3 separate regions of the Homo sapiens genome follow, and regions 2 and 3 are each linked to region 1. Evidence: chromatin loops called from intact Hi-C (ENCODE). Cell type or tissue: heart left ventricle. All regions are shown on one strand.

Region 1 (2,500 bases):
AAATAACTCATTTTTACTTCAAATGGCTTGGTTATCTGTTGCTGCATAATAAGCCACCCCCAAAACTTCTTAAAACAATCTATTATCATCTCTTATTCTGTGGGTTTACAGGGCTCACTGAGCAATTCTCACTTGGTGTCAGATGTCACTGGCTGGAATCATCTAAAAGCTCAGGTGGGCTAGATATTCGAGATGGCTCACATACATGGCTGGCAATTGATGCTGGTGGTCAGCTTGGGGTGCGACTGGGGCTGTCAACTTGAGCTCCTACATATGACCTTTCCATGTGACTTAGGCTTCTCACAGCATGGCAGCTGATTTTCCCCAGAGAAAGCATTCCAAGAGACCCAGGAAGAAGCCTCAAGGCTCGTTTTTACCCAGCCTTGGATGTCCCAGGAAGTCCCCACGTTTCTAGTCTCCTCAAGTCACTAATGTCAACCCAGATACCAGAAAGAGGAATGAGATTACACCTCATGTTGTAAGGAATGGTGTGTGTGTTTTGGGACAGAAGGTGTTGATGGTCACCATTTTTGGAGATGAGCTGTCACAATGGCCAAACTCCAGAATATCACACAGAGGAAGGCTGAGAGAAGCCCCTTCCCTTTTGGGGGTAAACATTAAGTGCAAAAATAAACAAAATGGTTAAACAGAACTGGGCCCAAAGAGAACAGTGACAAGATCAGAGGCAGTAAGAAAGAAAGCAAGTCCCTTCTAGACCACAACTTCCATACCATCCATGTGCAGGCTCATCTGGAGAAAGGTGCAGGTCCTACATCTATCAAGCACAGTGTTAGGCCCTGGGAGACAAAATAGAAGGGTCTGTGTGACATGGCATCATAGAGAAAGACTGATACTTTCAAATGTATGTAATAGATGTTGTAGTAGATACACTCTGGGCAAAGAAGGGAGGAAACAGTCCACTCTGTTTGAAGTTTGTGTTTGGTATTACCAGGGAGGGGAAAGCTTTCGTAAAGGTGATCTTGAGGGAAGCCTTTGCATTGGGGTTACTTCCCCCACTCCCAAGAGTGGTCATGAGACCAGTGGTCTTCCTTGCCATACCCATGGACACTGCTGTGATTCCTGTTGCTTTGGAAATGTCTGAGAGGAATGGCCTGCAAGGCCCCTCACACGGATCAGGATATTGAGTATGCAGATGTGGGGTTTTCTTTATGAGCCAGGCTGTGAGCTCCATGAGGTGAGAGACCACGGACAACCTGAGCAAGACAGTATACAAGGTTCCAATCACATGCTTGGTGTGGAATGGGCATTAGATATGGGTTTGATGTTACTGAGTTGGTCTAAAGGTGCTGTGTGTTTTTCGGTGCATACTGAACAGAGAGTAGTCCTGTCTAGAGCTGTGGGCTGCAATGCTCAGGAAGCATTCTGAGAGTTTCTTGCTGGGAAAGCACTGTATCGGTCAATGAGAATAGGTGCTTTTTTCACCTAAACTCTTGTGAGTTGACAGCTCCCCCTGCTGATCAAAAGGCTGATTGGAGCTAGGAAACAGGGATTTTGAATAATCCTTAAGTAATTCGTTGACACTGGGGTTTACTAGACTACAACTCACATAATTCAGAAGTCCCATGAACACAGAAACCCTTGTGTTGTTCAAATGTTTTCATGAAAAGTAACCATCACCTTCTCCTACCATGGGATTGGCTGCCCAGGGCAGAGGGCAGGGGGAGGGAAGTGAAGTGGTAGAGTTAAAAATTTTAGTGGTGGCACAGAGCACCCCTTTGTGGCCACCATAGCCCAGAGAGACCACCATAACATGAGTCTGAATCTTCAGCAGAGCCCCTGAGCCCTGGCTACAGCCTTCAGGCTGCTATATCTCCATCCTAACCCCCTCACACGGATCAGGATATTGAGTATGCAGATGTGGGGTTTTCTTTATGAGCCAGGCTGTGAGCTCCACGAGGTGAGAGACCACGGACAACCTGAGCAAGACAGTATACCAGGTTCCAATCACATGCTTGGTGTGGAATGGGCATTAGATATGGGTTTGATGTTACTGAGTTGGTCTAAAGGTGCTGTGTGTTTTCCGGTGCATACTGAACAGAGAGTAGTCCTGTCTAGAGCTGTGGGCTGCAATGCTCAGGAAGCATTCTGAGAGTTTCTTGCTGGGAAAGCACTATATTGGTCAGTGAGAATAGGTGCTTTTTTCATTTCTCTTTACATAGCCATCTTCTTGAGGTTGCCTAAGAGTACAGGTTCTAAAAGAGAACATAGAAACCAGTAAAATCACAAAATAGCAATTCAGGTCGAGTTTTAAAAATCATATTTTAGTCATTCTCTTACAAGTGAAAGGACATTTTTTAATGACTGGGTCTTAAAGCCAGCCCTGAGGTTCTACAAACAGGATCACTCAGACCAACTGTGGAAAAAGTTACATTACTGGTATTTATTACGCTGACTTCTTCAAAGTATTTTAGCCTCATCTTCTTGGACTGAAATGAATACAAGAGGAATTTCTCAAGGACTCCTTTGGCAAGCTGGCTGA
Region 2 (2,500 bases), 740 kb before region 1:
AGTGCCTCCTACATGTCAGGCACAAACACTGCAGAATCAGAATGGATTATCACGCCCATGCCATGGATGCAGAGACAGGTTCAGAAAGGCAGAGTAACTCACCCAGGGTCACGTAGTATGGACATGGCCCTGTGCTGGAACCCAGGCCTGGCTCTCAGCCATTCCTCTCTGCGTGTGTGCTCCTCTGGGGATCAGGAGCCACAGTCTGCTCATCAGCAAAATGAGAGCCTGGGCCGGGCGCAGTGGCTCATGCCTGTAATCCCAGCACTTTGGGAGGCTGACGCGGGTGGATCACCTGAAGTCAGGAGTTCGAGATCAGCGTGGTGAAACCCCGTCTCTACTAAAAATAGAAAAATTAGCTGGGTGAGGTGGCACATGCTTGTAATACCAGCTACTTGAGAGGCTGAGGCAGGAGAATCACTTGAACCCGGGAAATGGAGGTTGCAGTGAGCTGAGATTGCGCCATTGCACTCTAGCCTGGGAGTCAAGAGTAAAACTCCATCTCAAAAAAAAAAAAAAAAAAAAAATGAGGGCCTGGGTGCTCTGCTTGGCAAAGGCCTCCCTTTTGGCTGTGAAGACATGTTAGGTGGGCAATGATCATCGGCAGTGCCAGGGAAGCAGGCAGGTCGTGGGGGCCTGCCTTGCCCACTGCTGGTGCTGATCTTGCAAGTAGACAGACAGCATAGAGACTGGTCAGAGGGTGCCCCAGGATGCCTCTCCCACACCAGTCAGCAAATGGTGTTGTCAGGGGAACATTTGGCTATGGTGATGCCACCAGCAAGGGCTATATTCTGCCAGGGTCAGGAGCTCTGAGGGTTATGACTCAGGTTTGGAGACCCCTTCCGCTGTACTTCATGGACTAATTAAGTGCTTGAGTCAGGCTGAGCCAGTACCAGGGTGTGTCCTTACCCTAGGCAGGCCCAGGAGAGGGGGAGTGAGTCACTGCCGCCTAGTCTCGTGGCAGGAACAGGCAGTGTCCCTCAGAGCTGCCAGGCCACCACCCTGGTCCCCTAGAGGGCAGGGCCTCCCCCTCTTCCTCATAGCTATGGCTCCATGGTGTGATCAGAGACTAGGAAAGCCTTCTGGGAGTAGGCTGGGTGTCGGTGCCTTGGGAGTCCTCTGGCTGAACGTGAGCAGGAGGGGAGAGGGGCCAGGGGCCAAGGGAGACTGGAAGCCTGGATGGCTAGTGCCCCTGCTACCCCTGGGAGGAGCCTGAGGAGAGCGATGGCTGCCTGTACTCACCCAGGCCTGTGTGGGGAGCTGCAGAGACATGAATGAAGCCAAAGGATGAGGGAGAGATGCTGAGCAGATATGAGATAGAAGGTCAGTGTTGGGGGTGGGGATGGAAGGTTCCCTAGGGCCTCTGTGCCATGCCTCTGGGGGTGAGCCAGTGTATCTCCCCACGCCCACTTCTGATTCCTTTGTCATCACTGTGACATCTCCTCCAGGCGAGAGAGACCAGCTGTCATTCTTCTGAAAGCTGGAGAGTTTTGGGTCCCCTCTCTCCAGAGCTGGCCAGAGGCCTGGCCTGCTGAGTGCTTCAGCAGGGGTCACCTAGGCGTGACCTCACTTGCCCTGGCCACCCCTGCTAGGGAGGGTGGTATGGCCCTTTGTTACCCTGTGTCAGCTATGTGGGCATCACTGCCACACAACTGGCCAGTTGGGGGCACATATTTCATTGCTGCTGTGGGGTCTCTTCATGAAGAGAGACCACTGATGGGACATTATTTCTGAGATTACAACAAAACACTTGTGTTTGCTAAAATGTTCCAGTCTTATGATGAAAATGTCCTATTTTTACACTGTCATAGAAGAAATAAAACCAGGGTAAAGTTTCACAGATTATGTAGCTGATTTTGATAGAAAAATCCCCTTTTCCTCTTTGAAGTTAAAGGAAGATACCAGAACCTGGATCTTCTGAGTATGTACTCAGGGGGCTCACAGGTGGTCTCTGTGGCCTCCCCCGGCCCTCTGTGGGAAGGCTGTGGGCAGAATCCTGGGATCCCACACCTGTCAGGGGCAGAGGGAGTTGTGATCCTGCCACTTTCTCACTGTAGAACCTCTGGGGGAGGGGAGGAGGCCATAGCTGTCTCAGGGCCTCTTTCCCCAGCTATAACACAGGAGCCATGTGGGAGGAGAGTGGGTGCCCAGTTCACAGATGCAAGCTGGGGCTTGGGAAGGTGAAAGGACTGGCCATGGTCACACATTTTGCAGGAGGGACATTGTTCAAAAGGATGCGCAGAGTTGTCGAGGGGTGTAAAGGTGTCTGCCACCTGGGAGAGTAGGGGGCTGCCACAAAGAAGTGAAGATGGGCCCCCTCCTATAGTTGACCAAGCTTGAGAGCTGGGTGAGTTCCCTGTTGTGGGTTTCTGTTCTTTCAGTCTTGGTTCCCATTCCCCAGGGTCGCTCCCCTAAGATCAGCCACCCTCTCTCCACCCTGGAGGGTCTTCCCCTTCCTTATTGAGCCTTTCACAGCAAAACAGGATTCGTGGACTCAAGG
Region 3 (2,500 bases), 700 kb before region 1:
TTAGTAGTGCTAGTGACAGAGATGGGCAAATCTGCTGGGATTAGAGCATGTGGTCCAAATGTAGGTGGAAAGGAGAAGTCCTGCAGTTCCTGTTCTTTGGTAAGTGGTTGACTTGGGGGTCACAAGGTGACATTTACAGGCATCAGAATGAATGGATTCTTAGGGAGGAGAGAGAGGAGGAAAGTTTCCGGTAGGAGCCAGTTCTTAGGGCTCCAAGGGAGGCAGACACCCAGGAGCAGCAGATGCCGTGTCCTGGGTAGGAACACGAAGGGCCCAATGAAGCTCTTCCTTACTAGCAAGGCGGCTGTTGATTGTTCTGGCCCCAAACATTCACCACTCAGGCCATCTCAGAGAAGCAAGAACCCAGGAGGTGTCAGCGGCCTCAGCCCACAGGGGATCCAGGAGAGAGGGGCACGAGTGCACCCCACCTGGTTCCCTCGTGGCGACTCCATCCTGCGGGCCCTGGGAATGCACAGGGTGGCTCCGGGGACCTTTCCGACAGCACTGTGGGTGACACTGGGATGGGTCTGAAAATGGTGTCGTGTCCTCCTTTTCTGGATCTCCCCTCTCCGACCAGGAGGCCTGTGGCCATCTCGGGGCGCAGGCAGGAGGCACTGGAAGCGGAAGCGAGTGGGGAGTCCGGGTAGAGGGAGTCGCCCACCTGACCGGCTTCGCCCCCTCCGGGGTTTGCTGCAGCTGAGGGCCCCGGACCAGCGATTCTAGAAGCCGGTCCGGGGCCGGGCAGTCCAATAGCTTCTCGCGGATTTCCCTCCGCTGGCGCGCAGCAGCGGCGCGTGGATTCGCGCGCGGGCTCGGGACGGCGCGAGCCCGGGCAGCGCGAGCCCCTGCGCGGCAGGGAGTGGCGCATGCGCGGGCGTCCTGCGAGCCCGCTGGGGCGAGCCGAGCCGCGGCGGCGCCGGGAGCCGGGCGGCGGAGCTGTGAAGAAGCAAGCGGCGGCACGGGAGCAGCGGCGACGGACAGGTGGCGAGCCTTCGCCCGCGCCGCCAGGGGCTGCTGGGCCACCCGCGGAGCCTCGCGGTCCAGACGTGGCGGGGGTGGCGGCGGCATCCCGGACGGCCTGTGAGGGATGCGCCGCCCACTGCCCCGCGCCGCCTGACCGTCCCCGCCTCGACTCGCGGTGCGCCACAGCCGGGCCCGCGGCCGTCCCCGCCGCGTTGTCGCCCGGTCGCCGCGCCCGCGGGGCCGCGCCCGGCACGGCCATGTGGACCCCCACGGAGGAGGAGAAATACGGCGTAGGTAGGTGAGGCTCAGGCCTGGCCGTGGCGGGGGTTCTGGGGGACGCGCCCAGCTCCCGGCCCCGCCTGGATTCGCATCCTCGTGCCCCCGCCACTGCCCGCAGGCTGCGCGGCCTCGGCGCGGGGCGAGCGCGGGGTGGGGGCAGGTGCGGGTGCGGGTGCGGGTGCGGGGGTGGGCGCGGGTCTCTGTGCAGAGAGGGCGGCAGGGGGCGCTGGCGGTGCGGCCTTGGCAGGTGCGGCCCGCGGGAGGGGTGGGCAAGGCCCGGGCAGTTGCCCGAGGTTTCTGGTGTGGGCCACGGGGCAATTTTACCCGATAAACCAAATTCTGGGAATATGTTTTCTCCCCTCCAAAAGCTCGATTTTAATGAGTTTCCGCACCTGAATTGATGAGCCCGATGGCTGTTTATTTTTGATCTGGAACCTTACAAGAAAACGGATGAAAAACGTTGACATCATTTTCCCAGTTCAAAAATTTGGACATTTGACTGCAAATGTTTGATCTGTTTTAATTTGTTTTGCCTTTAGTATTAGAAATAATACCTTACGATGGGAAATGTTTTTGGACATGTATCAATGTTTATACGGTTTTTTTTTTAAACCCTGTTTTCAGATGAGACCTTATTCCTCTTAGAAACCTTTTTTTAATGTTGTAAGTGTTAAACTCCAGAAGCTAAATAATTCTTACAATATTCAACTTCTTTAAAAAGAATATTCAGTAATTTAAAGTATTGAATGTTTTACAATGTTAGTGTTTTGTGGCAATTACATGATAGAGTTAAGCCTCATTGCATCACCTATCATCTTGTTCAGTTAGAAACAGATTTAAAATGTTGAGTGTACAGGTTTTGTTTTTCCTAAGCTCGTAATGGAAAATTTTAGATAGGAAACCTGTCTAAACATAGATTTTTGTTTCCCATCTTTACCGCAATTTAATCAAGATTTAGTTCACAATTCACTACAAAATAACTTGAAACTGCAGTGGTAACGAATGTTTTGGAATGCTATCAGGCAGGTTATCGTGTGAAAATTGAATTTATTTAAATTCGAGGACCAGCAGAGAGGTCTTCTATTCTGGTAGAAGATCTTGTTTTAAAAGGTAACTTTCTGAAACAATTAGGTATGTTAGGATGGAGGTGATAAAGGGAGCTCTGGTCCTAGAGTCTCTATTGAGAAGGAATTGAGAAATGATGCGAAGAGCTGGGATTCACCTCTAGGGACATTTTACCCCTTCTCTTAGAGTATTC

Evidence for each region. Hi-C counts contacts between places; a loop is a spot of excess contacts. Peaks named below come from ENCODE experiments on the same cell type or tissue, not always from the same donor. Only the 100,000 strongest peaks of a DNase experiment are listed, where the experiment ranks them.
Region 2: a loop joins it to region 1, with 3 times the contacts of the local background. A loop is called at or near these places in 93 of 110 quality-filtered maps.
Region 3: it touches region 1 in a loop (2.8-fold over the local background); 28 of 110 quality-filtered maps call a loop at or near these places.

What each region holds. Positions count from the first base shown.
Region 1 is chr3:51,370,679-51,373,178 of GRCh38, forward strand. The region is part of intron 49 of DOCK3 (dedicator of cytokinesis 3); the gene reads left to right. Among named protein-coding and RNA genes, the nearest start is that of MANF, 13 kb to the right of the region's middle. In heart left ventricle, a CTCF peak has its summit at 1,484 (motif pointing left); no DNase peak of the experiment used is centred here.
Region 2 is chr3:50,626,680-50,629,179 of GRCh38, forward strand. All of the region lies in intron 2 of MAPKAPK3 (MAPK activated protein kinase 3), which reads left to right. Among named protein-coding and RNA genes, the nearest start is that of MAPKAPK3, 11 kb to the left of the region's middle. In heart left ventricle, CTCF peaks have their summits at 1,214 and 1,413; a DNase peak (open chromatin) is centred at 952; H3K27ac peaks cover 1,629 bases.
Region 3 is chr3:50,674,044-50,676,543 of GRCh38, forward strand. It overlaps DOCK3 (dedicator of cytokinesis 3), which reads left to right and starts at 884. Exons shown (of 53, transcript NM_004947.5): 1 at 884-1,257. The coding sequence starts at 1,221. It overlaps MIR4787 (microRNA 4787), which reads left to right and starts at 1,037; the gene lies at 1,037-1,120. RefSeq lists a silencer at 848-1,137. In heart left ventricle, a CTCF peak has its summit at 1,444 (motif pointing right); DNase peaks (open chromatin) are centred at 878 and 1,478; H3K4me3 peaks cover 1,550 bases; H3K27me3 peaks cover 1,559 bases.